Linked DNA regions of Homo sapiens: region 1 is linked to region 2. A link is a loop called in an ENCODE intact Hi-C map of the cell type or tissue named here. Cell type or tissue: natural killer cell. All regions are shown on one strand.

Region 1 (5,000 bases), 65 kb before region 2:
TCTTGGTTGAAAGAACTAGTGAAAACTGGCTCAAAAAAGAGAAAAGGAGGAATGTATTGGTTCATGGAAAAACCTATAGATATACATTTAGCTTTGGGCACAGCACTGATTCCCACTTCACAGGGTGTCACTAGGTTCATCTTCAACTCTATTCCCTCTGAACTGGGTCCATTTTGAAACTCCATGTGGTACCCAGATGGTTATAGCTCCTTGTGTAGACTCACATCTACACTCTTCTGTATCAGGAAGAGAGAAAAATAAAACTACCCTTGCAAATGTCTTATTGGTCCCAACTGAGTGACTAACCCCATTCCTGAACCATCACTATGTGGTCAAAGGCATGGGATATAATTGATGAAACCATCCAAACTCTGTAATTAAGAAAGAGGAAAGTGTGGTTTCTCAAAGGAGATCCAAGGCCACAGAAGGAAAGAGAAACGATGGCTGTGCAAAATAAAATAAAATAGTGCTATACAACATTAGAAAGAATGAATTTTATTTCTTATCTCACCCTTTTAATATCATTAGTTCTCTTGCACTTAATTCAAAATTCGACACCTATGTTTACCAATGAATCCCACAATCATTAAAAATAATAATAGTGATAATAACATTAACAATAAGAGTACTTACCTTGGACCTTGACACTCTGTTAAGCACTTGACATACACAATTTCATTTAATACTCACCTAAACTCAATACATGGATGAGGAAACTGAAGCTCAAAGAAGTCAAGTTACTTGCCCAAGACTGTATACTAATAGGGAGCTTAACTGGAATCCAAACCAAGATCTAACTCAGAAACCATGTATTGTTTTGTTTTTCAATTTTTTATTTACATAGGTTCTGTGGGAACAGGTGGTATTTGGTTACATGAGTAAGTTATTTAGTGGTGATCTGAGATTTTGGTGCACCAATCACCCGAGCAGTATACACTAAACCCAATTTGCAGTCTTTTATCCCTCACCTCCTTTTCACACTTTCCCCTGAGTCCCAAGTCCACTGTATCATTCTTATTCATTTGCATCCTCATAGCTTAGCTCCCACATATGAGTGAGAACACACAATGTTTGATTTTCCCTTCTTGAGTTACTTCACTTAGAATAATAGTCTCCAGTTCCATCCAGGTTGCTGCAAATGCCATTAATTCATTCCTTTGTATGGCTGAGTAGTATTCCGTCATATATACAATTTCTTTATCCACATTGATTGACGGGCATTTGGGCTGATTCCACATTTTTGCAATTGTGAATTGTGCTGCTATAAACATGGGTGTGCAAGTATCTTTTTCGTATAATAACTTATTTTCCTCTGGGTAGATACCCAGTAGTGGGACTGCTGGATCAAATGGTAGTTCTACATTTAGTTCTTTAAGGAATTTCCACACTGTTTTCTATAGTGGTTGTACTAGTTTACATTCCCACCAGCAGCGTAGAAGTGTTCCCTGATCACTGCATCCATGTCAACATTTATTATTTTTTGGTTTCTTAATTATGGCCATTCTTGCAGGAGTAAGGTGGTATTCCATTGTGGTTTTGATTTGCATTTCCCTGATCATTAGTGATATTGAACATTTTTTCATATGTTTGTTGGCCATTTGTATGTCTTCTTTTGAGAATTGTCTATTCATGTCCTTAGCCCACTTTTTGATGGGACTGTTTGTTTTATTTTTCTTGCTAATTTGAGTTCCTTGTAGATTCTTGATATTAGTCCTTTGTTTGGTGTATAGATTGTGAAGAATTTCTCCTACTCTGTGGGTTGTCTGTTTTCTCTGCTGACTGTTCATTTTGCTGTGAAGAAGCTCTTTAGTTTAATTCTTAACTAAAATACAACTCTTTCTCTCTCTCTCTCCCAATAATGTTCTTACCTGTATCCCTGACTCACCCCTAAGCTGATGCTCTGAATTCCTTTTGACGGTGCCTGTCCTGAACCTGAACATGATGAAACTATCCTATTGCAATTCAAATCAACTGGACCTACCACTGGCCAGGTATGGATACTCTTTAAGAAAACATATCACTTTACACTGTGTGTCATGGGAAGCAGGCCCTTCACACTCACCCAGAGGCAGGGTAAGGAGATGACTTTAGTCACTCATCTGGACAGTGGCAGCCTGACTTCTATTACGCTCTAGAAATTGTCTCATTAAAGAAAAAATCCCATGTGCTTCTGCACTGTCAATGTGCCAACAGACAGCTCAGTAGGAAACATTTCCAAAGAGTGAGTTAATCATAAACTGACGATTGAAACAGTTATGGAAAATTCTTTACATACAGTACGGAAACGAACAAAGTTACAGATACTGTCATGATGTCAAAAAATAATATAGTAATTTCTAATATTATGCCAGGGGAAACATTTTAATTACATTTCTTAAGCAAAGAAGTTAACTAACAAGATTTTACTTATTTTTATTATCAGAAAGCCAGAAAGAGATTCATCTTTTTTCAAAAGTAAGAAAGTAAATGGTTTTTCAAAACATAAACCCTCAACGTCCCCCATTCCCCCCCTCTCCCCCCACCAGACCTCAGCAGTCTTAGAAAAGAAATCTCCCTCTTTCAGGAGCTTTTTTCAGTATTTAACAACCCTGAAGAGTGAGAGTCATATCTAACCTGAAGGCCTCTGCTGACTCTTAAATGAGTTCAAGTTACTAAACTCACTCCTCTTTCCTGTGTGATTAAAAAAAAAAGTGTAGAAAGCGTTTCAAACTGTTCTAATTTTTGTTGATGTTGGTGGAGTTTGAAGTGAATTACTACTGAGGAAAGAGCTCAATTCTAAGAATAAAGGTAGCACTGAAAGGCAGAATTATCATAAGCCCTTCTAGAGAAGCCCAAATAGATGCTCTTCACCATCTCACAAAATACAAATTATCATTTGTGTTAACACTGTTTCCAGGATTTTCCAAAAGAAAACACATCCATATCAAGCCTAAGATTCAAAATAAATCTCCTAAACCCCAAACAGAGGGAGAGCTTGGACAAAGTTTAGTGAGCAGAAAACACCACAATGAGAAAAGGGGTAAGAGAGTATAGCTAAGAATTGACTGCATGTGTACAATCAGTGAATCACATGCCTATTTAGAGTAAACAACTTTAACCACCACTGGGCTGCAGACTCATGCAGTATCCTAAATCTTTCCTTTCTTTCTAAAGTATAAGTAGATGCCAAGTAACACATCACCTGTGTTTTTTAATTTTATAAATTCCTTTAATTTTCTTCTATAAGTTCATCCTTTTCCCTGACCATCCACAGAGCAGTGAGACCCAAAACACAGACAGTGGACAAGAAAAACAGGACTGAGAAGCCAGAGGCCTGAGCTCCAGATCTTGTTCCTCTTCCCAAGCAAGGAGACCCTAGAATCACTATCCAAGCACCTCCCCATGTCTTAGCTTCCTCATCTGAAGAATGTCTTCACAAGAGTATTATGACAATCAAATGAAGTCAGTAATATTAAGCACTCTGAAAACTTCAAAGGCTATAAAAACACTAGGTGCTGCTATCATAATTAATACATTCTTTGGCAAAAAGATGCCAAATACACATGAATTCCAGATTCACCAATGTAGGAAATGAGGCAGACAGGAGAGCACACATAGATATTATTCATTTTAAGTTAACAGAACATTTAATTAAATCCTACGGAATGGAGGAAAACAACCTATCCACATCCTGTTAAAATGTATATATTCACGACATCAGAAATTATTTTGTTTCTGAATTAACACTATTCACATTTTTTCAACTTAAAACTACAAGAATTATTTCAGTTCCATTACCCACAAGCTAGGACCTATAAATGGGAAAAATAATAGTATCCACATGTTGGGATTGATGCGCTGATTCCCTCAATATATGCAAAGTACACGTTATGTGCTATGTGAATGTTTGCACTATGGTACAGTAGTGGACAATCAGCTAGACCTGAGTTCAAACTGCTGCTTCAATCTCAAATAGATATGTGATTTGGGATGCAGAAGAGAAAAATGTAGTACCTAACCTCTTAACGTTGTTACAATTTTACAAATTATACATGAAGACTGAACAGACTGCATATTTTAAGTGTTCAACTACTGGTGGTATTGGCAGTTTTTACTTAGAGTATATAATGCTTAATACTATTAGTACTGGTAAATTATGAAGCTATATCACAAATTCTTTAACTTTCAGTGTTTTCTTTAGATCATACAGTTCTAAAGAGATAGCTACTCCAATCTTGGCAGTAGCAAAATGTAAGTGACTATAATGTAGGTTCAAGTTCTAAACCACAATCTCATGTTTAATTCTGTTTCAGATCTACCACTGCTAAAATATTTTAAGCAGTCAAAAATACATTTATCCTTGAGAAGCATACAGTTTATGCTTTCACATTCAATTTTTTGTAGTATCAACTCTCCTACAAAGCTTCCGTTGTCTAATCAATCTAGCATGCAATCTCATTCCAGTAGAACACCACCATGCATTTTAAAGTATTTATATATTTTTCCAACATTTATCAACACCATTTCTTGCAAACTTAAATGAAAAATAAATAGTTCCTTAATGAGCTTTAAAAAGTCAAGACTTTTTCATTTTTCATTTCCCCAATTCATTTTCATTTTTCATTTCCCCAAAAGAGAGGGTGAAAATAAAGAAAAATCAAGGAAGATTTTTTTAAAGGTGCAGGAGGAACAGGCGGAAGGATAAAAGAAAAATAAAACCAGAAATATCTCTGGTGTTTTTCAGGGCCAACAGCTTAGAGAAGTGTCCACCTCACCTGTGATTCATGGCCACAGACAAATGCGCTCCCATTTCCTTACTAGGGGCTTGGCTTTCAGTTCGTTGTACAAATTATCATCTTTTATCCTCCATCACTTTTTGGACCTCAAGACAGTTAAATCACAGCTTTCCAGAGATTAAAGGAATCTTAGAAACCACCTTCTTATCCCCCCTTCCTTTTGTACAGCTTTCCAAGCTGGCAGGCAGCCTGATGCCTGAGAAGGCTGGTGCCTTCTAGATCACA
Region 2 (5,000 bases):
ACTCAAAAAGCTGTTTAATTCTAATCCAAGAAATTAGGATTTATTCAAGGAAATTTCAAAAGTGCCTTCTATTCTTATTATCTTGGAATTATAAGAACTCTATGGTTTATTCTTTAAATAATTATATCCTTTAGAATAAGGATAAATTCTCTATTCTGTGAAATGGCTAGATGAAAATATTGCAAAACCCAAGACTTTCCTGGATGTCATCTATTAATATTACAACAAGAAACAGATGCACCTCTACTTAGAATCATAAACTCTTCTGCTGCTAAGAATCCTGAGACTTGTGATCTGGACCAAAACCCTTAGAACAGAGCAGAAGATATATTTTGCCACTCTTTTTCTTCCTGTGAAAACAGAAACAGAACAAAACAGGCTATGTGTATGTGTGTGTGCATCCTTCATATGTGGAATTGTTTTTTAAGCCATTTAACTAAGATGAGTATTAGCAACAATTACTTAAGAATTCCTAAATATTTCAGACAAAGATGTGTCTCCAGGAGGAACGGCTCCTATGAAAAGTATAGTTCTAACCAAAAAAGTATAGTTCTAACAAACACAGGTAGCTCTGTTAAAAACTGTACCCTTCTTACACATCAAAAGTCTCGAAAAGGAAACTCTTAGTTCCAAAAATAAGTTATGATGAAAACTTAACCACTGAAATTTTAATTATATGCTGTATTTAGCATTTTCAAATATCACATTCAGAAAATTTCAGACTGAACACACACTCTGGGGAATTTTGTGAATCACTGTGTTGTTATTAAGAGAAAAGCACATGCTAAACAAAATATAGCGGCACAGCGAGGCAAATGAGAGGAGACGTGCTACAAGAAACAAATTCTTGCACGACCAGGCTATCTGCAGCTTTGAGGAGAAGAGTTGGTAGTACATGAACCCATCACACACTAGTAACAATAGCCTCTAATTTCCCTCTATCACTTTTCTTCATAAAATATATTCACCTCCCACAGATTACGCGAACTGATGGGGCAAGTTTCCGGTTGGCAAACATTCATATCAGCCAATTTGCCAATGAGAACAATTGGCAGTGTTCTACTTTCAACATAAATTCCTAAGGTCTTCTCCATTTGGGGGCAATTACAGCTGTAAGATTACAGTTTCCTACAGTTCTCCAAAGCAAAGCAGTTGCTTCTAATTATTCCTTCATTTTAAAGCAATTAAGCCAAATGTTATTTGATTTCATTCAAGTGAATAAATATTGAGTTCTTCCTAAGATAAACCTCTAGAAAGCCAGAGTTTACACTGCCAGTCAGCAAATAAAATTCACAGTGATAAGGTATATCAAAGAAGTAAATATATAATTCTCCAGGAAGAAAGGAGCAGCAGCACCTACTGCACAGAGACCACAGGGTCTACTCTCTCCTACAGTGTTACGAGCACTGAAATGTTCAGTGGTTGGAGAAAATGAAAAGCCAGGTCTGACAAATACACAAATTTGGTCCTCAGTCCCTAAAATTAGAAATAAGTTTCCCCATCAGAATGAGGATGAACATTTCATTCACTCACTTACTCATTGCAGTTACAGAAATGAGTAAGAAACCATCCGTGACCTGAATAAGTTCACAGCAAGGTAGGCAGAGGCAAAGGGACAATAGGGTGCAGTGGTGTGCACCATGACAAAGGGGAAGTGCTAGGGAGGCACACAGGAGAGGCACCAAAAACAGACAGGCCAACCAAGGCCATTACCTATGCTGTATTTTGCAGAGAAATAGGAGTTAACCAGCAAAGGGAAAGGTGTTCCTATTACAATGACAAGGAGATGAAAGAAACCATGGTATATCAGGTGATGGTCTAATGGAAGGGAGATAAGGCTCTGAACTACACCGATGACAGAGGCACACAGACATCAAAGAGGTGAAAATACCCCATCAGTTGAAGAATTTTGCTTTTCAGTGTGTGAGAGATGAGGACACATTTATGCCCCTTTTGGAAACTTTACTGAAATTTTATGATTTGGGGAGAAAAGTAAACGTAGGACATTATTACAGTTCCTAGATTTGATGAACTAATAATTTTTAAAATGTGAATTGAGAAGGGAGAGGAGGGGCTCAAAAATATGAATTGATAGATAAAACATCCTGAAAATACACCCACAATTTTTTTTAGTACTTGGAAAATAAATCTGAAAATAATTTGAATAATCAACAATGACTTAATGCAACATGTAACACTTTTGAATAGTGGAAAACCTCTTACAAATTTGAGGAAAGTGCATTTAGCCAATGAAAAATTCTATATTTAATATATAAATTAGTTGTGCATAGTGTTAGAATTACAATATAACTAGATTAGAACCAAAAAGGTAAATCAGATTCTGGGTCTGATTTTTAGATTATAAACAAGAAATCTAAAATCAAACACTAACAGATTTGTCTTACCGAGTTTTTAAAGATATGACAATCTAGAGAAACAACAGTGACAGTAGACAAAAATTACTGCTGCCCTTTTATTAGCCTTAGTCGGCAACTTCTGTTTTTAATTGTTTTCATTCATTTGCTTAATTGAAACCAAAGCTGGCCAAGTGACTCAAGAATGAGTCACAGCTCCCCTCCTGGAGTAGCCACAAGCCTGACTGTGGCATACTGCATGCACTAAGCCTGAATTTCAAGTTGGAGAAGAATGCATGACAAAATGCCAAGGGCTGCTGACATTGCCAAAGAAGTTGTCAGGACCATAAGGATGTCCTGAGAGTAGAATTCCCTGCACTTCCTTTCCTGGTTGGAATTTATGCACTTATGCCTCATCGCAAACCACAGAAAAGATACACCTGTGTCACGCTGCTCCTTCCCCGACCGATCTTGTGATTTGATACACATCATTCCTTAAAAGGAAGGGACATCTGAGAGGGCACCCCTTTTACTTACTTCTCAATGCTGCCGGTCAGATTTCCAAAGACTACGGGAAATGGGAGGGCCAATGTGACTACTGAGATTGCCACACCTTACACACAGTCAGGCAAAGGATGCCTAGCAAGAGTGACAGTCTAAACATAACACCCTCCACCGCCACCCCAAAAAAACAGCTCCATCATTCACACCATAATCCTGTTTTAACAAATAATGCACATGTGACACAAAACCACAATATTTGGCGATCTGAAAAACATACCAAGAAATAATGTGTGATTATTTAAATTCAAAACACCACCATGACTATTGAGATGTTACTTCTTATAGAGGCAAGGATGAAACCCACGCATGACTAATTGGTCCCTTCCATGCTGACTGTGGAATCCTCCAGCCTTTGCACAATGAATGTGGCTAGTGACTGCAGCAGCTGTAACATCAGCACAAAAGGTTTTCTTCAAACCAAACTTCCATCTCTGCCTGCCAAATACCAGTATGTCATTTCCTTCCTGCTGGACTCCATGGTTTCTGGAGGACAAGAACCATGTAATTCTTAAACTTACACCATTGGTATCCTCTACTATTTGAGATAAGTACAAAACATTCAATGAATGTGTGATGAATGCAAAATGAGCAGGGAATACCTATAACTGCTTCTTGGCTGTTTATGCCCTCACTATCATGTTGACACAATGCTAAAGAAAGTATGCATAATTATCCTAATTACAGTCATTACAGCCAAAAAGCCCTTAAAGTTAATCACAAGGTTTCTAGTGGCACCCTTAAAATAAAATTATAAATTAAAATTCATAAAATTCTAAGACTCTGGTTAAGGCTTGTAGTCCCAATTATTAACACAATATAATGACTGCATTAATATCTATACACTATAGGTAGGCCCCAATTTAAGAAAAATTTTAGAATGTAGTACACTAACATGTCTAGTCCTTAGAATTTAGAATACATTTTTCCAAATAAATAAGGCTCTTGTGATCAAGTTCATAGGCCAGCAACCCTCAACTCAAAAAAGCTGAAAATAGAAAAATGAAATCATTTTATCTTTGCCTCCTTGCTTTGAAGCATCATAAAATGCACTCTGTCACACAGAGCATGTCTGCAGTCTTCTCAACATGCCTGGCATGGAATCAAGCCTAACCTTCTTGGGGAGCCAGGGAGGATGGACTCAGGGCTATAGGTATTCTTGACCCTTCATATATAAACAGGTGGTGGGAAGGGTAAGAATGAAAATGGGAAACAATTACCCTACAGAAGAGGAGGCGATCCCCGAGCCAGAAAACAGGCTAACCAACTTCGAGAAATGTCCCCACCTTCTATCCTTCAGGCACTAAGGTCAAGGGCCAGCCCTAAACTCAAGGAAAGCTGAGGAGGAAGGAGCCGCCAGATGGGACCAAGAAGGCGAGAGGCAGGAGTGTCTTAGGGATCTAGATTCTCAAGGGAGGAAACTATCAGGACCACAGGGGTGGGTTTTTTGGGGGGCTAGGGAATAGGGATAAATTCCCAAAGACTGAAATATCTGTTCCCTGTAGAAACAGGTCTGTAGATAAGAAAGGGGCAGAAATGGAAGAGGAAGCAGGCATGGAGGGAAGAGCTTGCAGCCTAGGGACATAATTAGGATGTCAGAACAATCCAGAAGTGCCCAGTGGATGACTTGGTTGTCCTTTCTCTCCATGTTTCCTGTTTTGGTAAACCCAAAGGGTTTATGTGATATTATCTCATGACACTAAACCCATGAAGTACTCAAATATTCTCATGTCAACAAGTAGCTTTGATTACCTCAAAGGCTCCTAATGTACTGGGCATTTAATGAGCACTTACAGAACAAAAGAACAATGAAAAAGGAATTTTGGCCTAAAGATTTATCTGCACATATGGACACAGTGAACTGTAACCTAATGGGATGTGTAAATAGACCATAACCTACTCTTGTACCAATCACAGAGTTTCAGCCAATCACAGAGTTTCAGCCAATCTCAGGTGGCCAGCTGTTCAAACTGTGTTCAAATAAGGCAAACGCTGAGCTATATCCAATCCAGCTGATTCTGTACCTCACTTCCATTTTCTGTTACTTTCCCTTTTCTGACCATAAATGTTATCCTCCCATGTGGC

Evidence for each region. Peaks named below come from ENCODE experiments on the same cell type or tissue, not always from the same donor. Only the 100,000 strongest peaks of a DNase experiment are listed, where the experiment ranks them.
Region 1: a loop joins it to region 2, with 6 times the contacts of the local background. A loop is called at or near these places in 7 of 110 quality-filtered maps.

The regions. Positions count from the first base shown.
Region 1 is chr1:107,868,826-107,873,825 of GRCh38, forward strand. All of the region lies in intron 2 of VAV3 (vav guanine nucleotide exchange factor 3), which reads right to left. Among named protein-coding and RNA genes, the nearest start is that of MIR7852, 26 kb to the right of the region's middle. In natural killer cell, no CTCF peak of the experiment used is centred here; no DNase peak of the experiment used is centred here; H3K27ac peaks cover 2,084 bases.
Region 2 is chr1:107,934,059-107,939,058 of GRCh38, forward strand. All of the region lies in intron 1 of VAV3 (vav guanine nucleotide exchange factor 3), which reads right to left. Among named protein-coding and RNA genes, the nearest start is that of VAV3-AS1, 28 kb to the right of the region's middle. RefSeq lists an enhancer at 2,218-2,754. In natural killer cell, no CTCF peak of the experiment used is centred here; DNase peaks (open chromatin) are centred at 1,623, 2,573 and 3,043; H3K27ac peaks cover 2,129 bases.